Regions from separate parts of the Homo sapiens genome. Here region 2 is linked to region 1. Evidence: chromatin loops called from intact Hi-C (ENCODE). Cell type or tissue: dorsolateral prefrontal cortex. All regions are shown on one strand.

Region 1 (5,000 bases):
TTTTATCTTTTAACATCACAAACCTACCCCAGGTCTCTCCTTTGAAAAATTATTATTTTGAATGTAGAGTTGGTCTGGGCGTGTAGCAACAAGAATGTGTCTGTGCATTACAGAGATACAGGGAGCAAATTTAAAGGGCTTCCTCAAGCTCTGATATCAATAGAGGCTCAGGTAAGAGACAAGTTTCCCTTGGAGGGAGGAGATGGGGTGCTGGGAAGGACTGAGGTCCAGGATATACCTCCCCTTCAAGGGGCCTGGGCCTAGGCCCTCACTGCCTATGTTTGCATGGAAACCTCCAGAGCGGAGCAGGGTCGGGGCTTCAATCCTCAAGACAAAAACTTTCTCAGCTGACTTTTAGAACAGAGGGCAAAGATATACAGATAAAATATATCCCTCTGTATCAATGCAAAGCATTATCTCTGTCCCAGAAGAGTATTTGCGGTAAAAAGAAACACTGAAATCAGAATAGAAATAGTCATAGCAGGAGTCAGGTGCGGTGGCTCATGCCTGTAGTCCCAGCACTTTGGGAGGTTGAGACAAGAGGATCACTTGAGGCCAGGAGTTCAAGACCAGCCTGGGCAGCACAGCATGACCCTGTCCCTACAAAACAATTAAATATTTGTTTAAATAAAAATTTTAAAAAATATTAACAGAAGGACGGAACTTGACTCGTGCAGGTATACAACTAAGGGTTTGGCTACACATGCACAGGCCTGCTGTCAATGTGTTATTAACATTTAGAGCTGAAATAATACAACTTAGAATCATCTTAATGAAAATACCAGAGCCAACCTCTGCAGCTGCTTATAACATAGTCACCTTGCCTCAGGACCAATTTCTCCCCTGAACTCTTATTAATCTTCAACATTCAAGATAGAAGATTTAATGTTCTCTCTGGATTGTTCAGAGATTTATGACACCTATAGAAATGTTCATAAAATTTGAGGCTATGCAAGCCTTTTGGCATCTGTCTCATTGTTATCGGAACCATAAAAGTCATCACCATCTTGTCCACAGCCAGTCTTTTCTTCCTAGATAATCCGGGGAAAAATAAAGTTGCCTCTGAGTCTCTGAGTATCTGCTTGAAGCAGGCTCTGTTGTCAGGTGTGTGTGTGTATGTGTGTGTGTGTGTGTTGAAGGAATAGTGGTGTCATATCAGGGAAGGGAGAGAGAGAATAGCAGATCAACCTGTATGTGTTTGAGGACTTAAAGGGGAATTTTGAGAAATTGTTTCTAGAGCAACTCATTTTATCTGTCAAAAGGATGCTGCAGTATGTACGTCGCTCACTTCAGCCTGGTTCTCTGGCCCAGCCTACCCAGGAGTGGTAGTCTCCGGAGTGTACACAGAGAAGGGAAGCAGGTGCTTCAACTCCCCCAGCATCTGGTTTAGATGACCACAATGCTGAGAACACCTGCAGCCTGCATTTCAGCCAAGTCTGGCCTCCCATTGTATTCGATTGGACTTTCTGCCTTGAGCAAGAAAAAGGAATTGTTTATCAGATTTGCCAAAGGATCTCCGGGGAGGTGGAGAAAGACAGGATAAACAAACCTACAACAAGCAAGGGTAAGCAAAGCACTGGGAGACTTGGATTATTTGTGACTGTCCGAGGTAATCTTTCAACCTGACACAAAGTAAGTAAAAGCTGAGAGAGAGAAGCAAATGTTAGCATGGACCAAGTCAGTTTCCCAGCGGTTCATGAGGGAACCGATATTAGATCATCTTGTCCAAACTCTGGTCCTAGGCTGACACAGAAATCAAATTCTCAAGACTGGAAAGACTTTCAATCAAACAACAAGGGTTTAAAAGATGACTGTCCTAGAAAAATCTTACAAAGAAGATGGTCTTACCACTTGCGTAGCAAATGTTCCATTGCGCACTTTATAATTTCATATTTTGTAATAACTACGCAATGGGTAAGCTGGTTACCTGCAAATCATATCAAAAGCGATAATCTTGGTTTTACTTCTCTAACCAATGTAAGCAAAGCAAGCACGTCTGATATAGCGATATAATACAACTTCATGGTTGGTATATAGGAACAAAAATTAAATTAACGCGCTTATTTCCAGGGCCTCAGAAAATAGTTTAGCGGTATCATATATTGTGTTTTCTTAGTAAATAATTCTGCAGGAACCCCTTCTTTTTCTTTCCTTTGTATAGAGCCCCAACTAGTGGAATATTGGAAAACTGCACTTAAAGAGAAAACATTTAAATAGGAGATGACCACAGGTCTCTCTTCCTCAGGTTAAGAGCCAGTAAGATCGTACAGACACTGCTCATTTTGGGGTGTGGAGATATGGACAAGGCGCTGAATTAAAAGGGGAGGGGTGTGTGAAACTGGCTTATACTTAGCTCCTCACAGGCATAAAGGGCAAACTCGTACTGATGAAAACAAGTGCAATCTCTGGCATTTGAAATGAGTCAATGGGCTATATCTATCACTAGTTTGAGAAAGGAAAATATTTATTGAGTTCAGAACTTATCTTCTTGAAGATATCTTTTCCAAAGAAAGAGGAAGATATCCTGTGACACAAGATTGTATATGTTGGAGGAAAGAGACCTGGTTTCACAAATTAGATGAGAAGGCAGTTGGCAACATTGTCCCACTGGTGCAGAACAGAACAGAACAGGTAACACTGTGCCTGTGCTGGGGTCGGTGAGAAGGAAGGGAGAAAGCAGGTGGAGGCAGCAAAGTGAAGGGAAGGACTCCCACACAAACAACTAAGAGTCAAATATAGACACCTGGAGAAGTGATTTATGACACAGATTTTCCTGAAGGAATGAAATCTTAGGGGTTCTCGGGCTTTTAACTTTGTTCCTTTCTTTGTTTGTTACCTCTCCATTTCAAGGAATCTCATGCTTGTAGATTTTTTTAGGAGTCTTGGCTCCCTTGCCAAAAAGCACCAATAAAATGCAGGCAGCCTGGAAAGGTTATAAAAATGCAAGATGAATTCATCAATCAGACAAGGTCTTGTCTGTACGTGCAACAGGGGGTTCACAGACAGGCTTCAGGGACTTGGTGGAGCTCCCTAACAAGATGTGTAACTTCTGTGTGTGTGCATTCTTCTGGATTTTATAGCTTTTATCAGATTCTCAAAGGGGCCTGTAACCCAAAAGAAGAATAAGGAATATAACTGTATAGAAATCTGCACACAGACCAAAAAAAAAGCAAAACTCACACTCACATTTTAATGGATGCCCCTCAGAATGATCCCAGACTCCATGAAATTCTGCTCTTAGAGAAGCCAAACAGAGATATCAGATTATTTCAGTACATCATGAGTCAGACTGTAGCCTTCTCTTTTATCATGCAATGACTCTTTGAACAGAGAGCTGCAAGACGTTTTTTGTTGCATTTTGCACTGCTGTGATGGCATAGGGCACCCTTCTCAAACCTCAACGTGCTGTCCTTGAGCAGGTTCCAAGCTGATTAACCTCCATTAACCAGCTTTCTTCACCGTGCATTAAACAAACAAGATGAATTACGCTCAAAGATCCAAAAGCAGCAGCAATCATTTTTGTTAGTTTTTCTTAATAGATTAAGCAGTGGAAAATAGAAAAAAAAAATGCTGAACTTTGGGACTTGAAGACTTACTCAGCACATTTGGTTGTTATCAAAATTAAATCATGAAAGCAGAGTTTTTTATACCACTTCATGTTTGTGGTGGTTATTAAATAAACTCTCCAGTTTTTCATTTCTTTTGAAAGGGGATTTGTTTAAATACTACTTATTTGAAGATTATTAAGTCTCCAGAGTTCAGGGATAACCAGGGCGATAATGCCATGGTGATGCTATCTAACTTCTTTTATGGCATCAGCTTTCCCATAGATTTTATTCAACAAATGACTTGGTTGTGAAGAAAAGCTGTTTATTAATCTGTCTGTCTTAGCCTTCACCTCCCAACCAGACAGTTAATCGTCCAAGGGGAGTTTGAGGGATAACTAGAGAACACACATCATCTATAAGTAATCCCCTCGTCAGATGGCATGTGGTCCAATGTCACTATGATTTTCCTTCTGAGCTGTTAACTCCCATTCTTCCTGCCTCAGAGAGGCATAAATGTGTTTTTAAAATTCATGAAAAACAAGATGTGTAGCTAATCTAAGAAATAATGTAAAACTTGCCTGCATTGGAGGAGGGGAGTGGGGGGGGGGGCCTTCTGTTGCTTTTGAGACTATAAGGAATTTATGTGATTGGTCGATGTCTTTGTGTCCTTATTGGAATGATTAGACAGGTCTTCAGGAAAACAGTTTTCAAAAACTGAGGTTTGGCATTTTTTGGTTTTTTAATTTGACTCCCTACCCAAGACCATTTTTAAAAAGTATTTCAAATATAACCACAAACTGTTCAACCAACTGAAAATGAAAGTAGGCCACTTAGAGGTTTTTGTCTAAACTAAAGCAAAATGTCTTGAGCTAATAATTTTAACCATTGGGAGTTTGCTGGTCATAAAAGCAGTTACTTTGGAATTAAGAAATAATAATTTTAAGTATTACATCAGAATTTGTAATTTTTCTTTTACGGGATATACAGATTATAGTTGGTTTTGGGTCTTTTGGGTTTTTTTTTTTTTTTCTTTCCTTCCCCTTAGGACTAAACTGACCTTCCTGAGCAGTGAAACCCCAGACTTGGACTTGGGCCAGCTGCCTTTCAGCACATCATTAAGAACTTGTGGAGATGCTGTTTAAATGTGAATTTTCCAGCACTCCTTCACCAGACAGATAGACAGTGCTAAAGCAGTCGGGGCATGTTTGACACATCCAATTTTTAAAAGCAAGAAAAGAGAAAAAAACTTAAAAAATATGTATATCAAAGTGAAAGTTAATGAATAATGAGGCCATTTGTCAGATACGCACAACACCTTTCAAGACGCTCTAGATAATAGCAAATCTGCGAGTCAATTTAAAGGATGAACAAGGCTTCAAATAAAGATGTCTTCATGATTTCCGAAGAAAGCAAGCATTCCAGAAATAAAGGGAGACCACTCACACCCCCTAT
Region 2 (5,000 bases), 820 kb before region 1:
GGAAAATGTTATTGATTTTTGTGTTCTGCAACCTTGCTGAACTCACACACTAGTTCTAGGTGTTTTTTTGGTAGATCCTTTGGGGTTTTCTATGTAAACAGTCTTGACATCTGCAAATAGAAATTATATAATTTTTCCAATCTGTAGGCCTTTTATTTCTTTTCTTCTTTTTTTTTTTTTCCTTATTGGAGTAGCTAGAACTTCTAGTACTGTGTTGGATAAGAGTGGTGAGAGTGGACATCTTCTGGTGTTCTTAATTTTATGGGGAATGTATTAGTCTTTCACAATTGTCATGAATAGATGTTGGATTTTGTCAGATGCCTTTTCTGTGCTAATTATATGATTGTATCACTTTTCTTCCTTAGCTGGTTGCTATAATAGATGACATTTATGGATTTTTGATGTTGGACCAACCTTGTATACATTTAATAAATCTTATTTGGTCACGGAATGTAATAAGTTTTATACATTGTTGGATTCAGTTTGCCAAATAATATTTCGTTGAGGATTTTTGTGTCTTATGTTCATAAGAGGGATTGTAGTTTTCTGTTTTTTCTATTGTCTGATTTAGCATTAGGGTTATACGGGCTTTATAAACTGAGTTCGAAAGTGTTCTGTTCTGATGTATTTTCTGGAAAAGGTCGTGTAAAAATGCTGTCAATTCTTTAAGTGTTTGATAGATATCTTTAGTGAAACCACTTGGGTCTGGAGATTTCTTTTTGGGGAGCATGTTAATTACCAATTCAATTTCTTTGATATATATAGATCTACTCAGCTTGCCTATTTCCTCTTCATTGAGTGTTGGTAGTTTATGGGTTTTGGGGAGTTGGTTTGTTTTTTCTAAGTTGTTAATTTATGAACATAGAGTTGTTTATAGTATTTCCTTGTCTGTGAATGACTTTAGGATCTGTAGTGTTGTCTTCATTTTTGTCAGCTTTGTTAGAGGTTTACCAATTTTACTTATTTTTTTGAAGAGCCAGTGTTGTGGTTCATGGATTTTTCTCTCCTTTTTAAAATTTCCAATTTTGTTGGTTTCTGTTTTTTGTTTTTAATAATCTTATTCCTTCTGCTCCTTTGGTTTTATTATTTTTTTCTAGTTTCTTGAAAAGGGACTTAGGTTATTTTTTTGAGCTCTTACCTTAATTTCTTTTTTAAATTGTAGTAAAATGCATGTAACAAAATTTACCATCTTAACCATGGTAGTGTTAATTACATTCACAATGTTGTACAAGCATTTAGTGTTACAAATATCTATTTCAGCCAGGCTTTAGTATAGACCATAAATTTTGATATGTTCTGTTTTTGTTTTCATTCGGGTCTGTGTATTTTTAAAATTTTCTTTTGAGGCTTTCTTTTGGAATCTTAGTTTTTTTTAGAAATGTGTTTAATTTCCACATTTAGTGGTTTTTCTGTTATCTTTTCATTATTGATTTCTAGTTTGATTCTATTGTAGTAAAAAAAGAGCTCACTGTAATTTTGGATCTTTTAAATTTGTTGATGTTCGTCTCCACTCTTGATTCCCTCATCATCTAGCCTCTAGATTGTGATTCTGGCTTCTAAGTATGCCTTAAACTCCCTGCTTTGTTTTTCGGGATTCAGGCCCATCTGATTTCTCACATGGATTGTTTTAGTGGCCTCTTAATTTGTCTTCCTGCTTTTAATACTATTACTTTTAGTTTATCTTCCCCAGTGCCATAATTTTTCTTTCTGAAATGCAGATCTAACATTGTTATTGTCCTCAAGAACCCTATTCTGACTTACCATCATCTACAGTATAAAGCCAAACACTAAAGCATGATGTGTGTGTAAAGGTTGTCCATGATCCCACTTCTTTCCAGGTCTTTCCAGGTGTACTAAGCTACTTGTTTTAATGAATGTGGGATAATGTTTTGGGCTTCCGTTTCTTTGCTCATCTAATTTGATAAATCTTTTTTGCTCTTTCCAGCATCCTTTGTTTTGGTTGTAATTAATTATTCATTCATATATTCCCTCCTGTAGCTCATACTTCTAACATCTAGCTTAACTATGACCTTTTTTGTGGTTCTTTTTAGCCCAAAGTGATCATTTCTACGTTTGTGCCATCTCTACACTACGTGTGTACTTCCTATATTCTTGTCATGTTATAACTGTGTATTGTAACATAATGGTTATTAAGGATGCTGACTCTGGAGTCAGAAACCAGATTTCAAATCCCAGCTTCATCACTTACTAGCGGTATAACCTTGGGCAAGTTATTTGACCTTTTTGTATCTCAGTTTTCTTGTCTGTAAAACAGCAATGATAATGGTACCTTGTACTTCGTAACTTTGTTTCAAGAATTAAGTGAGTTAATATGGGTTAAGTATCCTTTATCCAAAATGGTTGGGACCAGAGTCTTTCAGATTTCAGATTTTTTCAGATTTTGGAATGTTTGTATTATATACTTACAGTATTCCAAATCTGAAAATCTGAAATGCGAAATGCTTCAATAAGCAGCAGTTCCTTTGAGCATCATGTCAGTGTTAAAAAAGGTTCAGATTTTGGATCATTTTTCTTTGTACTTAAACCAGCAGCATATAGGAGGGGATAAGTAAATGTTTGTTCAGTGAATGAATGAATGAATGAATCTAAATTTGCCCCTTGCTTTTATTTGGAAAACCGAGACTCAAATAAGTAAGGTAACTTGTTCAAATAAGTTAGGACCCAGATTTTGAGAGTATCAGTTCAGGGCTCTTTTTACCACACCTGCTAACATTTTGTTTAAAAATTTTTCTCCCATCTTATCTGTTCTCTCTAATTGCTTATATCAATTTGTCCAAATTAGAATTAAAAAAATTTAAGAACAGTGGTATACTTATAATGAATACTCAATACATTTGTTGTTGTCGATTTGTAGAGAGCTTACAAGGAGGTTATGTCTGATTAGAGCTTTATCTTTGCATCTTTAGCTTTTAAAAATTACATGGGAAATGGAAAGTGCTGGCCTAACTCAAAATAGAGTCTCTTTCTTCAGACTGAGATGTTAGTCAGCAGAGGGTGCTCTAACATTGTATTTTAAGGGGTGAAGTTTCTTATTACCACAACTGGTGTTCACATTTTATATTTGTTAGTTTTATATTAGAATTATGTTAAGAGACCAGTTCTTGGTCCTTCCGAAGAATACTTTGTAAGTAAACCCTAATTTTGGTTTAGATCTTAGACCTTCAAGCACGAAATTTAGAACAAGCTTCTCATTTTGTCAACTGTAAAATAAATAACTTTAATGGGAAATTTTTCTCTGCAAATTGACTTTCAGGACAGGTGGTAAAAGGAAGAAGTTGAAATTACTTTTTGAATTGTAAAAAAAAATACATACTCTTGGGCTACATGATTTTGGTCAATGATGGACCGCATTTAGGATGGTGGTCCCAGAAGATGATAATCTGTATTTTTATAGTATCCTTTCTGTGTTTAGATGCATACATACTTATCATTGTGTTACAGTTGTCTAGAGTATTCAGTGTAGTAACATGATGTACAGGATTATAGCCTAGGAACATTAGGCTACACCATGTAGCCTAGGTACGTAGTAGGCTATGGCATCTAGGTTTGTGTAAGTACACTGTGATGTTTGAACAGCGAATGAAATTGCTTAACAATGCATTTCTCGGAACATATCCATGTTGTTAAATGTCCCATGGCTGTATTGATGTTGATCTTAAACATAGACATGATAGAATGACTCAGAATTTAATACTCTTTGTGATTTCAAAAGTAGATTTTAGCAAAATGCTTTAGTGAAAACCTGTGTATAATTTTTTAAAAAACATTTAACATTTTAATCATAAATGCTAACAGATTCTTCTGTCTTATTTCCAGTCTTTTTAAGGTTGTGAATTTCTGGAACTTAACCCATTTATGCAGGAGATTAAAATTTTTTGTGTGTGAAAAATCAGACCTTGTCAGTGACCTTGAACAGTTTACATAACTCCCACAAGCTTAGCGTTCCAATAATGGAAAACTAGGCATAAAGGAGTTAACAATGTATTCTGTAAACTAGATTTTTGAAATGTGACTTACATAGATTTTATATATGTGGTATCCCTTCATTATTTTTGAACTTTTTCATATATAAGAATGGGCTTAGAAAGCTGTGAAACACATTGCTACTCTATAGTTGTTTGTGTTTGTCCTACATATAGAGTAAGTCAGTATTCACAGCAATCATCAAATTACTTTGGTTTGCATTTGTAGTTACATGCTTGCAGTTACAATGAAATGTAATCCCGTTTCCAGTGAATCAGAATGCAGCAACTTTCCGAATAGGAGGCATTTATTTTAGTGACATGAACTTGGGCAGTAGTTCTCCAGTATGGGGAAAATTCTTTCAGTGCTGATTTTAGAATACTTGTATTAGTTTGCTATCTGAGTACAGATATTTATACTAGAATCATGTCCCTTCTGAGAATATCCATTATTGCTACACCATGTGCCAATGTGCACACATGCACAAACATACACACACACATAAATGGAGTAATGAATAAAAAACAAAAAGCAAAGAAATATTAAAATATATTCATTTCGAGAATTGAATATGGAAGACTAGAGCAATGTAAAGAAGAAAAAGAACAAAGTGTAAAAATAGACCTAATACTGTTCTTATGCAGTCATTTTCTATAGGGCAATACACTGAGTCTTTAGCTAGTTGGGTCCTCTTATTTACACAGAAAATACAGTTCTGGATAAGAGTTGGTGTTCTGTATCCATGGGTTCTGCATCCATGGATTCAACCAACCATGGATTGAAAATATTTGGGGGAAAAAAGCAATAACTAATAATAATACAACAATAAAAATGAAATCACAAAAAGTCCAATATGGTATAACAACTATTTACGTAGCACTTACATTGTAATAGGTATTATAAGTAATCTAGCAATAATTTAAAGTATACGGGAGAATGTGTGTAGGTTATATGCAAATACTATGCCATTTAATATAAGGGTTTAAGCATCTGCGAATTTTGGTATCCAGCTAGGT

Evidence for each region. Peaks named below come from ENCODE experiments on the same cell type or tissue, not always from the same donor. Only the 100,000 strongest peaks of a DNase experiment are listed, where the experiment ranks them.
Region 2: it touches region 1 in a loop (4-fold over the local background); 58 of 110 quality-filtered maps call a loop at or near these places.

The regions. Positions count from the first base shown.
Region 1 is chr6:105,482,051-105,487,050 of GRCh38, reverse strand. No RefSeq gene overlaps it. Among named protein-coding and RNA genes, the nearest start is that of PREP, 81 kb to the right of the region's middle. In dorsolateral prefrontal cortex, CTCF peaks have their summits at 1,971 and 2,171; a DNase peak (open chromatin) is centred at 4,633; H3K4me3 peaks cover 239 bases.
Region 2 is chr6:106,299,155-106,304,154 of GRCh38, reverse strand. All of the region lies in intron 3 of ATG5 (autophagy related 5), which reads left to right. Among named protein-coding and RNA genes, the nearest start is that of ATG5, 24 kb to the left of the region's middle. In dorsolateral prefrontal cortex, CTCF peaks have their summits at 2,782 and 2,986 (motif pointing right); no DNase peak of the experiment used is centred here.